Linked DNA regions of Homo sapiens: all the other regions are linked to region 1. A link is a loop called in an ENCODE intact Hi-C map of the cell type or tissue named here. Cell type or tissue: adrenal gland. All regions are shown on one strand.

What was found. A loop is a pair of places that touch in the nucleus more often than their neighbours do. Peaks named below come from ENCODE experiments on the same cell type or tissue, not always from the same donor. Only the 100,000 strongest peaks of a DNase experiment are listed, where the experiment ranks them.
Region 2: a loop joins it to region 1, with 4 times the contacts of the local background. A loop is called at or near these places in 78 of 110 quality-filtered maps.
Region 3: it touches region 1 in a loop (5-fold over the local background); 108 of 110 quality-filtered maps call a loop at or near these places.

The regions. Positions count from the first base shown.
Region 1 is chr2:217,786,679-217,791,678 of GRCh38, forward strand. DIRC3 (disrupted in renal carcinoma 3) reads right to left here and starts at 3,765. Exons shown (of 13, transcript NR_186301.1): 1 at 3,406-3,765. In adrenal gland, a CTCF peak has its summit at 2,710 (motif pointing right); DNase peaks (open chromatin) are centred at 2,713, 3,513, 4,333 and 4,573; H3K27ac peaks cover 2,840 bases.
Region 2 is chr2:218,066,410-218,071,409 of GRCh38, forward strand. RUFY4 (RUN and FYVE domain containing 4) reads left to right here and starts at 2,844. Exons shown (of 13, transcript NM_198483.4): 1 at 2,844-2,939; 2 at 3,072-3,149; 3 at 4,091-4,242; 4 at 4,344-4,450. The coding sequence starts at 4,197. RefSeq lists an enhancer at 2,593-3,456. In adrenal gland, CTCF peaks have their summits at 2,600 (motif pointing left) and 2,839 (motif pointing left); DNase peaks (open chromatin) are centred at 2,372 and 2,812; H3K4me3 peaks cover 522 bases; H3K27ac peaks cover 346 bases.
Region 3 is chr2:217,986,322-217,991,321 of GRCh38, forward strand. TNS1 (tensin 1) reads right to left here. Exons shown (of 33, transcript NM_001387777.1): 2 at 4,621-4,735. TNS1-AS1 (TNS1 antisense RNA 1) reads left to right here. Exons shown (of 4, transcript NR_135524.1): 3 at 514-612. Among named protein-coding and RNA genes, the nearest start is that of TNS1-AS1, 10 kb to the left of the region's middle. In adrenal gland, a CTCF peak has its summit at 2,397; a DNase peak (open chromatin) is centred at 2,380; H3K27ac peaks cover 3,649 bases.

The DNA.
Region 1 (5,000 bases):
GGAAGCAGAGAGCGGGTTGCTGCTGCTGGCTAGGGCAGCCTGTTTTTATTCCCTTATCTGACCACCCCTCACCTACATCCTGCTGATTGGCCCATTTTACAGAGAGCTGATTGGTCCATTTTGACAGGGTGCTGATTGGTGCATTTACAATCCCTGAGCTAGACACAGAGTGCTGATTGGTGCATTTACAATCCTCTAGCTAGAAGTAAAAGTTCTCCAAGTCCCCACTAGATTAGCTAGACACAGCACTGATTGGTGCCTTTACAAACCTTGAGCTAGACACAGAGTGCTGATTGGTGTGTTTACAAACCTTGAGCTAGACAGAGTACTGATTGGTGTATTTATAATCCTTTAGCTAGACATAAAAGTTCTCCAAGTCCCCACCAGATAAGCTAGATACAGAGTGCTGATTGGTGCATCCACAAACCCTGAGCAAGGCACAGAGTGCTGATTGGTGCATATACAATCCTCCAGCTAGACATAAAAGTTCTCCAAGTCCCCACCTGACTCAGAAGCCCAGCTGGCTTCCCCTAGTGAATGCCGTGCCTGTGGGCAAAGCTGCCTGCCAGTCCCGTGCCCCACACCTGCACGCCTCAGTCCTTGGGCGGTCGATGGGACCGGGCACCACGGAGCAGGGGGCGGTGCCCGTCGGGGAGGCTTGGGCCCGGTGGGAGCGCAGGGAGGACGGGGGAGGCTCAGGCATGGTGGGCTGCAGGTCCCGAGCCCTGCCCCTCGGGGAGGCAGCTGAGACCCCGCGAGAATTGGAGCACAACACGGGCAGGCCAGCAGTGCTGGGGGACCCAGCGCACCCTCTGCAGCTGCTGGCCCAGGTGCTAAGCCCCCCACTGCCCAGGGCCAGCGGCACTGGCTGGTCGCTCCGAGTGCGGGCCCCCGCCCACCCAGAACTCACGCTGGCTCGCAAGCACAGCGCGCAGCCCTGGTTCCTGCCCGCGCCTCTCTCTCCACACCTCCCCACAAGCAGAGGGAGCCGGCTGCAGCCTTGGCCAGCCCAGAGTGGGGCTCCCACAGTGCAGGGGCAGGCTGAAGGGCTCCTCAAGCGCGGCCAGAGTGGGCGCCGAGGCCAAGGAGGTGCTGAGAGGGAGCGAGGGCTGCTAGCACGTTGTCACCTCTCACCATCTCAAGACCTGGACCCCAGCATGCTCCTACCCCCACACTATCTACACCATTCTGGATAAGCCCAAAGTCTTTGGAAGCAGATAGAGATGGATTTGAATCCTTATGCAGCACTTACTAACAGAGTTGTTACTTACCTTCTCCGAGCCTTGGTTTTCTAATCTGTGAAATGGGAGTGATCACGGCCACCATTTTGAGTTTTTTGTAAGTGACATCCTGTGCATCTCATGCAGGGCCCAACAGTATCATAGACAGCCAGTAAATGTTACTTGCCTCCCACCATGTCACATGAGCACTGTGCTCGGCATTCTATACACAGAATTGTGAATATCCACATAACTTTGTCAGCTAGTTATTACTGGCCCATTTTATAGACGAAGAAACTGAGGCAACAAGAGGTCAAATAATTTGTCCGGGATCACATAAGTGAGAAACTAGCAAAGCTGACACTTGGGCCCATATTGGATGGATGTGAAGGCAAATCCTGCTCTGCCTGGGCACTCTGCCCCCATGTTCTGCCTGCAGGTAAAAGAGAGTGTTTTACTGTCCTTGTTTTCTAATAGGCTTCTCAGTGCTTTGATCCTACCTCTGCAGAAGCACCCACTACCACTCCTTTTAGGGAAAAGAGGACTATTTACTTTTTAATTTTACTTTCAATCAGTCAGATTCAGTTCCACGTTCATAGAGACTTGGGGTAGTTCAGTGAAATCAGAGCCTGGGTGTCCTTGGAGAAAGGTTGATGTTCATGCTCACTCTTTTTGTGGGGGTCATTGACTCTGAAAAAGAGGGAAGTCTAATAACTGAGTCTGGGAAATAAAGATGCCTGCATTTCAGGTTCTCTGACCCAGATCCCGGAGGATGGGGAGCAGCTGTTTCCATCTCCGCAGGTGCTAGAACCTCTAGGAATGTAGTCACTTGGAAGGGGAGAAGCAAGAGTGAGTGGAATAGAACTTCCAGAGGTCAAATCACCCGAAAGGTCCAGTGGAGCTGAACACTGCACCGTCTGCCACAGGAGAGGCGCTCACCTGCCCTGCCAAGCAGCAGGCCGGCTGCAGGGGAATGGACAGGTTGGCCTTGCAGACTCAGCGAGCAAGCACTAGGGCATGGGCTATGCAGGGCTGTGAGAGGGCAGCCCAGAGACACCCAGGTCCCAAAGGCCCAAAGAACGGGACATGGGGGTTTTGAGAGGGGAAGGATCTTGCCTAGGCCCCGTTGTGTCCAGTGCCCCTTCTGCTGAGCCACACCCTGGAGCCCTGGAGCTCTCTGGCTCCTGCCACTGCTGACTGCCTGAGTGGTGGTCATTGAGAAATGATTGAGAAAATCTGGGCCAGGTCCAATCCGCCACGAGGGATGATTGATAATGGGAACAGAGACTGTGGGTCTCCGTCCTCACCGCTGTACTGAAGCTTTTAATAATCAGCCTGTCTCTAAGTACCTGAAGACTCTCGGCTTCCAGCTGTCTATTAATTGTGCCTCTCAGGCCCTTGGACAGTTGATTCAGCCTACTGCCCACTGTGACCGCTTCCAGGAAAGGCAATGAGTGGCTGCGGTTCCCAAGTTGGCCACTAGAGGGAGCCGTAGCCCGTGGCAGCTCTGCCTTAACTGGCGGGGGAGAAGAAAACCAAAGGGTCACAGAATCCCTGCCTGTATGGACATCCCAAAGTCCTCCCTTAGCTCTCCCCAGTCCAAGTTTAGGCCCCTCCTGTTTTCAGAAGTTCTTGAAAAGGGAGGTCCATCCTCCCCTGAGGACCACTGGCAGCAGCTCCTGCCGAAACCCTGCCTACAGGTGCCTCAGCGGGGTGGGGCCTTGGGGGAGGCTGCCTGGGAGACAGAAGGCAGATGAGATGGGAAACGGAGGGACAGAGAGGAGGGAAGGCAGAGGGCAAATGCAGACAGGATGGGCTGGAAGGGAGGAGGCGCTGAAAAGGGAGACGGGGGAGACTGGAAACAGGAGAGAGGAGACCCCAAGGGGGAAACCTCGAACTCAGCCTCCCCCACCTGCCCTTCCTGCCGGTCCCAAATACTCATCCAGAGGAGGGCCCGACTCCCTCCCTCCAGTGTCTGCTGTTGCTCCCGGCCTGCCCTGTTTACCTGGCCAGCCACGGTCTCCCAAACACCAATCCAGGATTTGGGGTTATTAGAGGCTGGGGAGGGTGAGATCCTGGAGCAGGAATCGGAGAAGAGGAAGCGCAGTGAGACGGCTGTAACCCAGCACCAGGCACACACAGAACGCTGACGCTGCCCTGAATTCCACCCAGCTGCGGCTCTCACCTGATCTCCACCTCTCTTATATCTGCTTGGGATAGAGTTCAGCTGTTTTTAGTCATCTGAAGGACTGTCATTCACAGAAGGCTTCTCCTTCCCCGGCTGACACCTGCTGATACTGCAGCAGGAATGATCCAGGTTAGGTATCAGAAGCTCCTTCCAAAAGGCTGCCCCAGGAGGGGGCTTCAGCTTTCTGGGACACATCTCCTTCCTTCCTGGCCTCTGTCCTCGCCATCCTGACGTCTACGCAGGAGAAACCTTGGCCAAAGTGACTAACGGAAGCAAAGAGTAAAGCCCAGGAAAACACGTCGATTGGGGTGGGTGGGGGTCAAGGTCTTCCGAGCTGTCTATACTTGCTGTGTCTCTACTTCCTATTCACTCATCAGTTCACCAACTCTACAAATCTCGTGAGACTTTCATGAGCCTGACGCTGTGCTAAGCCACTTCCTCAGCCTCCTGCCCCCTACTGATGCTGTCGCTCTTTTCCCAAAGAAAAGGACAAGGATGATTTCTTTGTGGCCAAATTCAGTGTCCTTCTTCTGGGGCTCACTAACTTTGATCCTAAGGTGGTGGCTGGACTGTTGACCAGCCATTCTTTCCTTCTAGAAAAGAAGAAAAGCTCCTTTCCCCATCAAAACACCACCCCTTCTAGGTCCTCCTCCTTCCTCTCTGAGACCTCTGTCTTCTTCACAGGACCTTCTCCTCCTCTCCTTCCCTTCTCCTTACACAGCAATGTTCCCCTGCTTCCACCCACGACTCTCCTCTGTCTACAGTACCTCTGTGTCAGGATGACTCACAGCCTGCAAAGGCACAGCAATATTCCTATGTCTCTATTTTCTACATCACACAACCCTCTCTGCAGCACTAGCAAGAAACTTTAGGTTGTATCTAACACTTGGAGCTTAGATAGCACCAAGGCCTGGAGACAGGCCCACCTGGTCATCCAGTCTGTTGTCCTCAGAGATGTCCACCGTCTAGTCTGGGTGGCCCTGTGAGTTAAGCTGCTCTTTCTGCAGTCTCTAGACTCCACACATGGAGCATAGAAAGCTCTGCCCTGCAGCCTCAGGCCTTGTCCTCTGTGCCCGAGATACAGGGGAATGGACAGATTGACCTTGCAGAGGAGTAAGCACGAGGACAGAGGCCATGCAGAGAGGCAGTCACCTCCCTGGAGATAATGTTGAGAACTCCATGCAGCCACCCACCCCAACCCCAGACCCTTTCTCATTCTCTTTCTCCAGTCCAAGGGGGGCATTTGAACTGACCCAACTTGAGTCACGAACTCATCCCTGGACCAGTCTGCAGTATGACTGGAGGAAGTGGTCAAGATATCTCAATACACTGACATGGCCCCTGGTACCCATCCCTACACATCCCCCCCTTCCCATGAAAGAGGGGGACTCAAGCTGTTCAGCTACCCCCTCCCCATATGGTATCTAATATAACTCTTAAATCTTTCCCTCCAGCACATGTTGGAGTATGAATCAGAAATTTCCAGTTGTTCCCAATACCCACTCTCCTCTCCTCCTTTACTAATAACTCCCCAGAAGTATGGCTGTACTCATGGCTGCAAGGTATAAAAATGGCATTTCCCAGCAGCTAGT
Region 2 (5,000 bases), 280 kb after region 1:
GGTGATCCTCCTGCCTCAGCCTCCCAAAGTGCTGGGATTACAGGCGTGAGCCACCACGCCCAGCCAACTGTCAACGTTTCTACAGCACTCTGCTTTATGCTATTTCCAATTCATTTTGTGATTGCAGGCCAGGAATCTCACTTCTTTTTTATTTTAACTTTTTATTTTAAAATAATTATGTGTTAACAGAAGAGATTCAATGACGGTACAGACAGTACAGGTCTCATATACCCTCCACCAGCTTTTCCTAAAGATAACGTCTTACATTACGTGCCACATGTGTCCAAACTAACTAATTTGCATTGCTGCAATGCTATTCAGAGGACTGTGAGCCTTATGAAAATGTCACCATATTCTGAAATGTCTGTTTTCTGTTCCAGAACCCAATCCAGGATCTCACATTACATTGGATTGTCGCGTCTTCATAATGTCTTTCAAAATGTGACAGATTTTCCGTTTCCTTGTTCTTTCACAAACACCACACTGTCTTGATTACTGTTGCTTTAATGGTAATTTCTAGACTCTGAGAGCTGAGGATACCGATACACCTGTGTGTTTAGTCAGTGGGAATTTTGTACACTTTTCTGTATTTACGAAATATTTCAACACGCTAATACAGACAAATGTCTGAAGCTGCCTTGTCAGTCACCGTCTCTGTGAGATGAGAGAGGTCATTTTCAACTTCCTCCCGCTCTTTATCACCCATGTACAAGCCATCTCCGCATCCGGTCCTTTCTCCCAAGTTAGTCGTGGCCCCACTTAGCCCCCTCCCTGGCTCATAATGTCTCTAACCCCAGCCACTGGCACCACCCCGCAGATGGCTGCCCCACCTCCCGGGCCCCTTGCTCTGCCTTCTGCCCTCCCAATCCATATACACACAGCACACATGGGAGGGCTCCAGGAGAGCCAGGAGAGGAATAGGGGCATGGAAGTAGCAGGACTGGCAGTAGGAGTGCCCTGGCAGGCAGCCCAGATGTCCGGGTAGCCACTGAGCCTTGGCTCCTGAGGGGATCAGCACCCAGTAGATGTTTATCCACCCCAAGAACGAGGGTATCACACCTCCTCTAGTGAGGGCCCAGGTGATGGGTGCAGGCTGCTCTTCCCTAAGCCCCTGAAGAGGGGAGCCCCAAGCAGCAGCAACCCCCACTGGAGCCAGAGTCAGGGCACACCAGCTGGGATGGAGCTTGTTCCCCACAGTTAGAGGAGGGAGGGAGTCACAGGCAAGCTCCAGGCTCTCCCAAGAGGCCGCTTAGAAACCAGCTCATCTGATGCAGATAGACACTCATCCCCATCCCTGTCCCTGCCACTGTTGCACACCAGCACACACACCTTCCCCTCCTTCTCGCCTTGATCATCCACCTCCACTGCCCCTGGCACCTCGCTCCATCCCAGCCCCACTGACTGTCCCTGCTCCTGCCCACCCTAGCCTGGCCCAACAGGCACCCCCTCATCCGTGTCAAAGCTGGCTGTGTGGGAGGTGGGGAGGCAGGGACATGGGGTGAAGCAAGGAGACCCACCAACAGGGAGTCCTGAGGTCACAGGGACCTAGAGAGGAGTTACCCATCCCTGGTGATGCCAAACACCTCCTCTTACTCTCCCAGGGAGAAACCAGCGCCACACCTGTACCAGGCAGAGTGGTTCCCTGGCAGACACCTGCCTCCCAGCTCAGACCTGGAGGAGGGCAGGGGGCTGGAGGACAGCAGGGGACTGGAGGAGGGCAGGGGACTGGAGGAGGGCAGGGGACTGGAGGATGGCAGGGGGTTAGAGGAGGGCAGGGGACTGGAGGAGGGCAGGGGGCTGGAGGATGGCAGGGGGTTAGAGGAGGGCAGGGGACTGGAGGGAGGCAGGGGGCTGGAGAAGGGCAGGGTGCTGGAGGAGCGCAGGGGCAGGGATCCTGGACAGGGCCTCAGACAGACTGAATTGGGAGGGCAAGAAAGAGACCAAGGGTGCAAAGTGAGACACAGGGAACAGAGAAAGGGAAGGAATGAGGGAAAGACAGGGATGGGAGACAGGGACATGACACGGGAGACAGAGATGGGGGTTTCAGCCTCTGCATGGGGGATATAGGGACGGAGGAGAGGGCAGACGGGCTGGGGCATCCCTTGTGCTGGTTTTTAGATGCGGTTCCTGGGGTTTGTGAAAACAGCCGTCCTCCCAGGCCCCTGCTCCTCTGCCCCCATACTAGCCCCTGCAGCAGCCCAGCCTGGAGAAACGAGGACCCAGCATGGAAAGACCCCAGCCTCAAGGAGGCAGAGCACAGCCAGGAAGGGAAGCCCCAGCCCACCTGGGAAACCCACCTGGCCCATTGCTGGGCACAGGATCTCACTGGTGGTCTCACATCCATCCTTTTGGGAATGAGATCAGGACTAGGGATTCGGCACTGGTGACCAGCACTCAGGTGGACCGCTCAGCTGACTGAGGTGGAGAAGGAAGGAGGAGCGTGGTGGGACCCTCGCCCTGCCCTCCCCACTCTGGAGCGCTGCCTCTCAGCCCAACCAAGTGACAGAGACGAGACAACCACAGGAATAGCAGCTGCGGAGCTCCATGGCCTCCCTCTGCCCCCTGGTGGTGAGAAGGAGAAAAGCAAGAGCAGGTGCTGAAAACGAAAAGGAAACTAGCAGCAGTCCCAGCTACCACAATGGATCAGCCCCCATTTGGCCAACAGGTGACTCTACCCCAGGTGGGCCTGAGAGGACCCATCCCCCATCTCACCATTCTGCCCCAGCGCCCTGGATCCTGCCTCTACCACTTCTTCCCTGCAGCGTCTGCGGTTCCCCCACCGCTGTGAGCCAGGTTCCCCCTCCAGGCTGCTGGGCTGGGACTGAGTTACTTCTTCCCAGGCTGTAAATCCTGGGACTGCTGTGCAAGGCAGAGTCACTAGGGACGGACTCTGGCAGCAGAGCTGCGCTCTCGTGCCCCAGCCAGCCAGGCTCTCCTGGGTGAGTAGCAGGGAGACCCCTGGAACTTACGGGGATAGAAGGAGTGTGATGCCAGGAGCCAGGGGAGGAAAATGCCTGGCAGAGACGAGGGAGAGGAGGAGACACATGGAGCCGTTCATGGATTTCACACAGGATCTGGGCTGGAAGGGGCTGCCGAGACCATCAGTCCAATCTTTGGTCTACAGGTTGGGAAACTGAGGCTCAAGGAAGGTGAGTGATTTGCCGGAGATCACACAGTGAGTTCATAGCCAGGCCAGGATGGAGACCCAGGTCTCTGGACTCCTGACCCCGTCCTCCCTGAATCCCATGCTCCACCCACCTCCCTCATTTACCTCCGTTTCCCTCTCCCCTTCCCTCCACTGTGTCCCACTGCTGTACCACTGCCACCCCACCCCAAACTCCAACAGCCACAGCCCGGGAGGCAGGACACCTGGGTTTTCCGCTCCATGCCTGGTCTTGACTCTAGGATCTCAGAATAAGGCCACCAGCTGTCAGGGCCACAGTGTCCCTCTCTGGGCCCCAGGACCCATGGGGAGGAGAAGAGGATGAGATCCCCCTGGAGAGAAAGGCAGTATTACAACCAGGCGCCCTGCTCCCCACACACACGCAGCATGTGCTCAGCCCCAGCCCTGGGGCCGTGCTTTACTTCTGCACCCTCTCCTCAAAGAACACATATTTTCCATTCAGCTGGGGCACAGGAAAGGATGAGTAGGTGTCTCGAGGAGACTGAGTACCCAGGCAAGGCTAGGGGCACTCCATGGGGAAGGAGTGGACACCCCCAGCCTAGTGTCCACATATCATGAGCCCTCACGGGGTCACTCACACCAAGTCAGGACCCAGAACACAGGCCCTGTGGGCACAGACACCTGAGTTCAAGTCCTGGGTACCTCTGTGATGCTGGATAAAAGACTTACCCTCTCCAATCCCCTGTTTCTCCTGGTCTAAAATGGAGTTAATAACCTCCAGGATTATGTGAGGATTGAATGGGACAAGGACATCAAGTGTTAGCACAGTGTCGTCACCCAGGGACTGCTCAATCGGTGGAGGCCACACCATCATCTTCACACACTGGCCTACAAGATAGAGCTGGGATTCTCCCCCTACTAGGTAACTTGCTATGTCACCCAAGATTAGTCACTTTCCCTCTGTAGGCTCTGCGTCCTGCTTTGTGTAAGGAGAGAGCTGGGCAGTGAGGCCGAAAGTCCTTCCTGAGCTCACAGTCCAAGTTGCAAGGAATCACATCATTTCCAAGTACCCATGGCAGAAGAGGGAGCCATCCTCAAGGTCACCAAAGACCTAAGAGGTGAGTGTGTCCTGAGAGATGCTCTGGGACTGAGTCATGGGAGAAGTCAGGGTCTGGGAGCCCCTCCCTCAGCGACCTGACATCTGCCATCCTCCCAGCAGCTGCCGTCTCTGCCATCCTCCAGGGCTATGGGGATGGGCAGGGGCCAGTGACGGACACCAGTGCCGAGCTGCACAGACTCTGTGGCTGCCTGGAGCTGCTGCTGCAGGTGGGACCTTCTCCTCCCCTTCCCCATCCCTCTCCCCAGACCCAGATAACTGGTGGGACATTCCTGGAAAATCAGGGAGGAGCCACAGCCCCCTTCCTTACCATGCACTGTGTCATCTCCCTCTCCCTCCTGACACCTAACCTCACTCTTGGAGTTTGTCACTGCAGCCTAAGAAGTGAAGTGGGGCAAAGCGGGGCTGGAAGGGACCCAGGCCTGGTGGTGGGACCCAGACCTGGGGGCAACCCCCACTGCTTAAACTTTCAGAGGCATTGATGTCCTAGGACTGGCCCTTCCTGCTGCTACTCAGAGCCCCAACTATGACCAGCACCGCTTTTATTGAATACTTGCTATGTGTCAGACTTCAGCCTCTATATGCCTGGCTTTATGCAATCCTCACTCTCGCCCTCTGAGACGCTTGATGTCCACCCCCCAACACCCCGACACACATCTTCCTGCTTCTCTGACTTCATCTTTTGCCACCCTGCCACTCATCTACTGCACTTCAGCTCCCCTGGCCTCTTGGATCTTCCTGGAGCACACCAGTCATGCT
Region 3 (5,000 bases), 200 kb after region 1:
GGACGGATCGTCTTTCCAGGTGCATCCTGCCCTAAGGAAACTGCAGGTGACTGTCCCCCATTCCAGGCTCACCAGAGGCATTGAGAAGTGAAGTTTTATCCAAGTCTGGGCCCCAGATCAGGCCCTGATGGCAGCCCTCGGGCTGCTGAGCTGCCATCCTGGTATCTTCCTGTGGGTTTCGGCCTGGTGGGAGGTAGAGCCCTTGAGCAAAGCTCTGAGTCCACATAGCCTCCCTCTGGGGCCTCCTGTGCACATGGACTCCCATAGAGCACTTCCCTAGAGACCTGTGGGAAGCCGACTATTTGGACTGAGGAACTCCTACACATCCCTCAAGACCCAACCTGCACATGCCTTCCCTGCTGAAGCCTGACAAGAACATCTCTACTGAGTCAGAAACGGCCCTCCACATACACACACACACACACACACACACACACACACGCACGCACGCACGTACCTGTGTCAGCTTTGGTACCGTGCTCCATGATTGTCTGACTGTGTCTGTCTTCCCAGGTAAGGGGCTGGCTCTCAGCACCAGGACCTGGCACAGCATCTGACCCAGAGGACAGCTCAGTTCATGATTGCCAGATGGCTGCACGCAGCGCGGAGGAGGTGAGCAGCAGCCTGCGTGGGGGAAGCTATCCTACCTCTGCAGACTCCAACCAGGGAGTTTTCCAGGCCCTCCCCACTGTCAGGGCCTCAGCAAGTATTCTTGGTCCAGCCCTGTTAATCATAGATGAGGAAACTGAGGCCTGAGTTATTAATTGATTTATCCAAGATCACAGAGGTTGTGAGAAGCAGGGCCAGAAGTAGAGCCTGGGCCACTAACAACGCCCCTGCACCTGTTCTCCTGCCATTGTCTCATCTGTCTCTGCATCTTTCACACAGAGCCTTCATCCCTAGCATGAGGACCCATCTTACAGGCACACAGAACCTCAATGCTCCTCACAGCAGCCCCCCAGAGACCCAGGACAGGGTTCATATGCAGGAGTTCACAGGAGTTCACAGGTCCGGAGGAACCCCTTTGCCTGTACATCTATGACGCCCGCATGTCCACCCTCTTAGTTTCCTATCTGCCTTATTCATCTTTGAGTCTTCCAAAACCAGGACCAGACCCCAGGTTCCTTTCCTCTCTTTCCCACCTCTTTTGGCCATATTACATCAAATGGGAAATGCAAGAGGGAGGAAAACGGAAGGGCGGCCCAAGCTATAGGTCCAGGCAACCAAGGGGAGACAGGCCAAACGCCCCAGTGTCTCCAGATCTAAAAGAGCTTCCTCACTGCCCCCTGCCTCCAGCAGAACTTTCTTCAATGTTGCAAGTCCCATGGAGACTGGGAATCCAGGGCCTTGACATTCCATGCGCCCCACCCCACCTATCACCCAGAGCCACTCATCAAGAGAGTTGCCATGTTGTAGCCAAGACTTGAAGGCTGGGAGCAGAGTAAACCCACTGAGTCAGGCTCAGTGAACAGACATGAGCTGGAGTTTGGTCCACACATGCCCCCTCAGCCAGGGAAAAACCCATACAACCATATCGGGTGGCCCTGGTTGGGTGGGTGAATGGATGGATGAGGGGAACTATCAACCTCATGCCATCATGAGCTCCTGACTCCAAAGCACAGACAGTGGCTTCACTCCTGCATCTCCCACCAGTGAACCCAGTAGCCCCAGCCTCCTCCCAGGCCTGGAGATCCCAGTCCCTTTGCTGAGGCTGCACACATGACCTATAGAGTCAGGAGTCTTCCTCCCTTCTCCCTATCTGGGCCTGGCCCCTGCACCTTCCATGTCCCAGTCCTGACACCTGCTGGTCCTGCTACAGTGTAGCCCTGGCTTTCTTCCCACCAAACTCCCCACCCTCCAGAGCCCAGCCAGAGCTGCCAAACCAGTCTGTCCACTCACCCTCCCCTCCGGTTCACACCAGCAGGGCCAGGCTGAGATCTAGGTGAAACCAGGGCCATGTCTTGCTCACCCTGGGAGCCTTCTGTTCACATGGGGTCAAATCCTCTCCTCAACCCAAGCCCTCAGGCCAGGTCAGCTGGGGAACCTAGAGCCATGGAATGTGAGGGCCACCGGAGACTGCAGCCAGAGAAATGCCCAAGGTCACACAGTGAATGTTGGCAGGACTTCCTTCTGCCCCCACCCCCAGACTGCCTCGTATCACCATATTGGGAGTCCCTGGAGTGACGGGAAGACACTAGGGAAGGAAGGAACCGTGGGGAAGGGCCAGGGGCTAATTTATGCATCTTCGCAGGGCAGGGTGTGGGGCTGTTATGCAAACAAAATGCAAAACTTCACCTCTAGCAATTCTTCTGTGACTTCTCCCCTGGCTCCAACCCTAAACTGCCCGCAAGCCCCAGCCAGACCTCTTGGGAGGAGGGTGACACCGCGTGGCTGATTTTGGTATTGCAAAAGTCCTGGTTAGCCACTTTCCCTCCCCCTGAGAGCCCACGTCCTGAAATCCCCACTCGGGCCCCACTCCTGGGTGCCTTGACAAGCGACGTGACCACTGCCAACCTCAGTTTCCTCCTCTGTAAAACGGGGATGACACAAGCACCTTTTGGGGGGTGTGACCATCAGATGAGGTCATGCCTTTGAGTGCTTGGTATGCAGTAAGCGCTTTAGAAATTGTTCAGTGGGCTCTGAGGCCCAGCCTCCCAGCCTGCTGGGACTTTGACATGGAGGGAGGGGCAAGAGAGAGAAGCCAGGGAGAGAAAGACTCATGAGCAAAGGCTCCGGGCAAAAAGGGCATGGCCTGCTTGGCATATTTGACATGCCCAACATAGTGAGGAGTCATGTGAGGTGCCAGTGGTTTGAACATGGAGTCAGGAGCAGAGGAACATGCGGCAGAGAGCTGGGCAAAGGCTGAGCCCACCAGGCCTGGCAGCCGGGGAAAGAGGTCTGTACTCTGTCTTGGGGATTGTGAGGGACCCCCAAAGGCTTTAAGCCAGGAGCTGACATAATTGGGCTTATGTTTTTAAGTCCCACTGGAAGCTGGTGTGGACGGTGGGTCACAGAGAATAGGTCAGGAGACAGGAGAAGGCAAAGGTGAGTCAGTCACCCACATGAGAAATGATGACAGTGGAATTGGGAGGGGATGATGCCAAGAAGCTTGGGGACTCCAGCTGTCCTTGGGAGGCCCTGCAATTGGTGGGACGTGGGGGTGAAGGAGAGGGAAGCATCAGATGGGGCAACGGGGTGAGTGAAGGTGTCAGCCACTGATATTGGGTGCAGGGAGCTCCTGCTGATTTCACTGTGTGATCTGGGACAAGACACCAACTTTTCAGGCAATAATGACAGCCAAGCCCCGGGCCATTCCAGGAGCTCATGAAAATAGCGATTGAAAAGCCTGGCAGACAACAGGTCCTCCGCTGAGTCTGACTCGGGGCCTCTTAAAGTTGCCTCTGAGCTGCCACAGGAGAGGGCTGGGGCGTCCTTTCTTTGCAGAACTCCCAGTGCCAAGCACATGCCACCCACACGACTCCCACACACCAACCACATCCCATCCACATGCCTCAAAACACATCAGCCATGTGACCTCAATGCACCTGCCACAAACCCTCCACACAGCTTCTACATACAGACCACATGCTATCCACACACCAACCACACACCCTCAGCACACATCATCCTCACGCCATCCACACACCAGCCACACACCCTCAGCACACATTATCCACACACCAGCCACACACCCTCAGCACACATCATCCACACACCAGTCACACACCCTCAGCACACATCATCCACACGCCATCCACACACCAGCCACGGACCCTCAACACACATCATCCACACGCCATCCACACACCAGCCACAGACCCTCAAAACACATCATCCACACACCATCCACACATCCTCAGCACACATCATCCACACACCATCCACACACCCTCAGCACGCATCATCCACACACCATCTATACACCAGCCACACTCCCTCAGCATACATCATCCACACACCAGCCACATACCATCCACACACCAGCAACACACCCTGACCACGACCTCCACATGCCACCACACACCAGCCACACACCCTCAACACACATCATCCACACACCATCCACACATAGGCCACACACCAGCCACACACCCTGACCACAACCTCCACATGCCACCACACACCAGCCACACACCCTTCAAACACATCATCCACACGCCATCCACATGCCAGCCACATACCCTCAACACACATCATCCACACACCAGCCACACATCGTCAACATGCATCATCCACACACCAGCCACATGCCATCCACACACCCTCAACAAAACCTCCACATGCCACCACATACTAATCATGCATCTTCCACATGCCACTCACATGCCACTCATATACCTTCTTCATGCCACCCGCATGACACCCATATACCTTCTTCATGCCATTCATCCTCATACAAGCTGCATGCCATTTCCATGCTACCCTCCACCTGCCATGCCCACCACACCCACCCACATGCTTGTCATCCAGTGAGCTCAGCATCCTCCACCAGATGAGAACAAGGCGTCAGGTTGGGACCCCAAGGATGTGTGCACAGCAGAGTCCCAGCCTGGCCCAGGCCCAGCCATCTCATTCCCCTGATGGGTGCTCCCATCCCCCACAGCCCAGACCGCTGCTCACCTTTGCAGGTGCAGCCTTCCTGGGTGATGACCTGGCGGCAGATCCCACAGGGCTTCACCTTCTTGAAGGTCTTCACCTTGAAGCGGTGTGTCTTGGGGGCCTCCAGATCCTCTGGCTGTGGGAGGAGAGGCACAGAGTCAGCCCTGGGTAGAAGGCTGGGGTCCTGGGGAAGGAGTAGAGGAGCCTGGGGGAGAGGTAGGCAGGGACAGGGAAAAGGATGGCAAGAGCCCCTCAGGGTCCAGAGGAGGGAGGAGGGCCCAGGGACAGAGAAAGGTGTGGGGTGACAGGATGTTCATCCCAGACTCAGGTGGGGCCCATGGCCTGAGTCCAGACGGCAGCTGGAGAGTCCAGCTCCAGGGACCTGCAGCCCCCGCATGGCT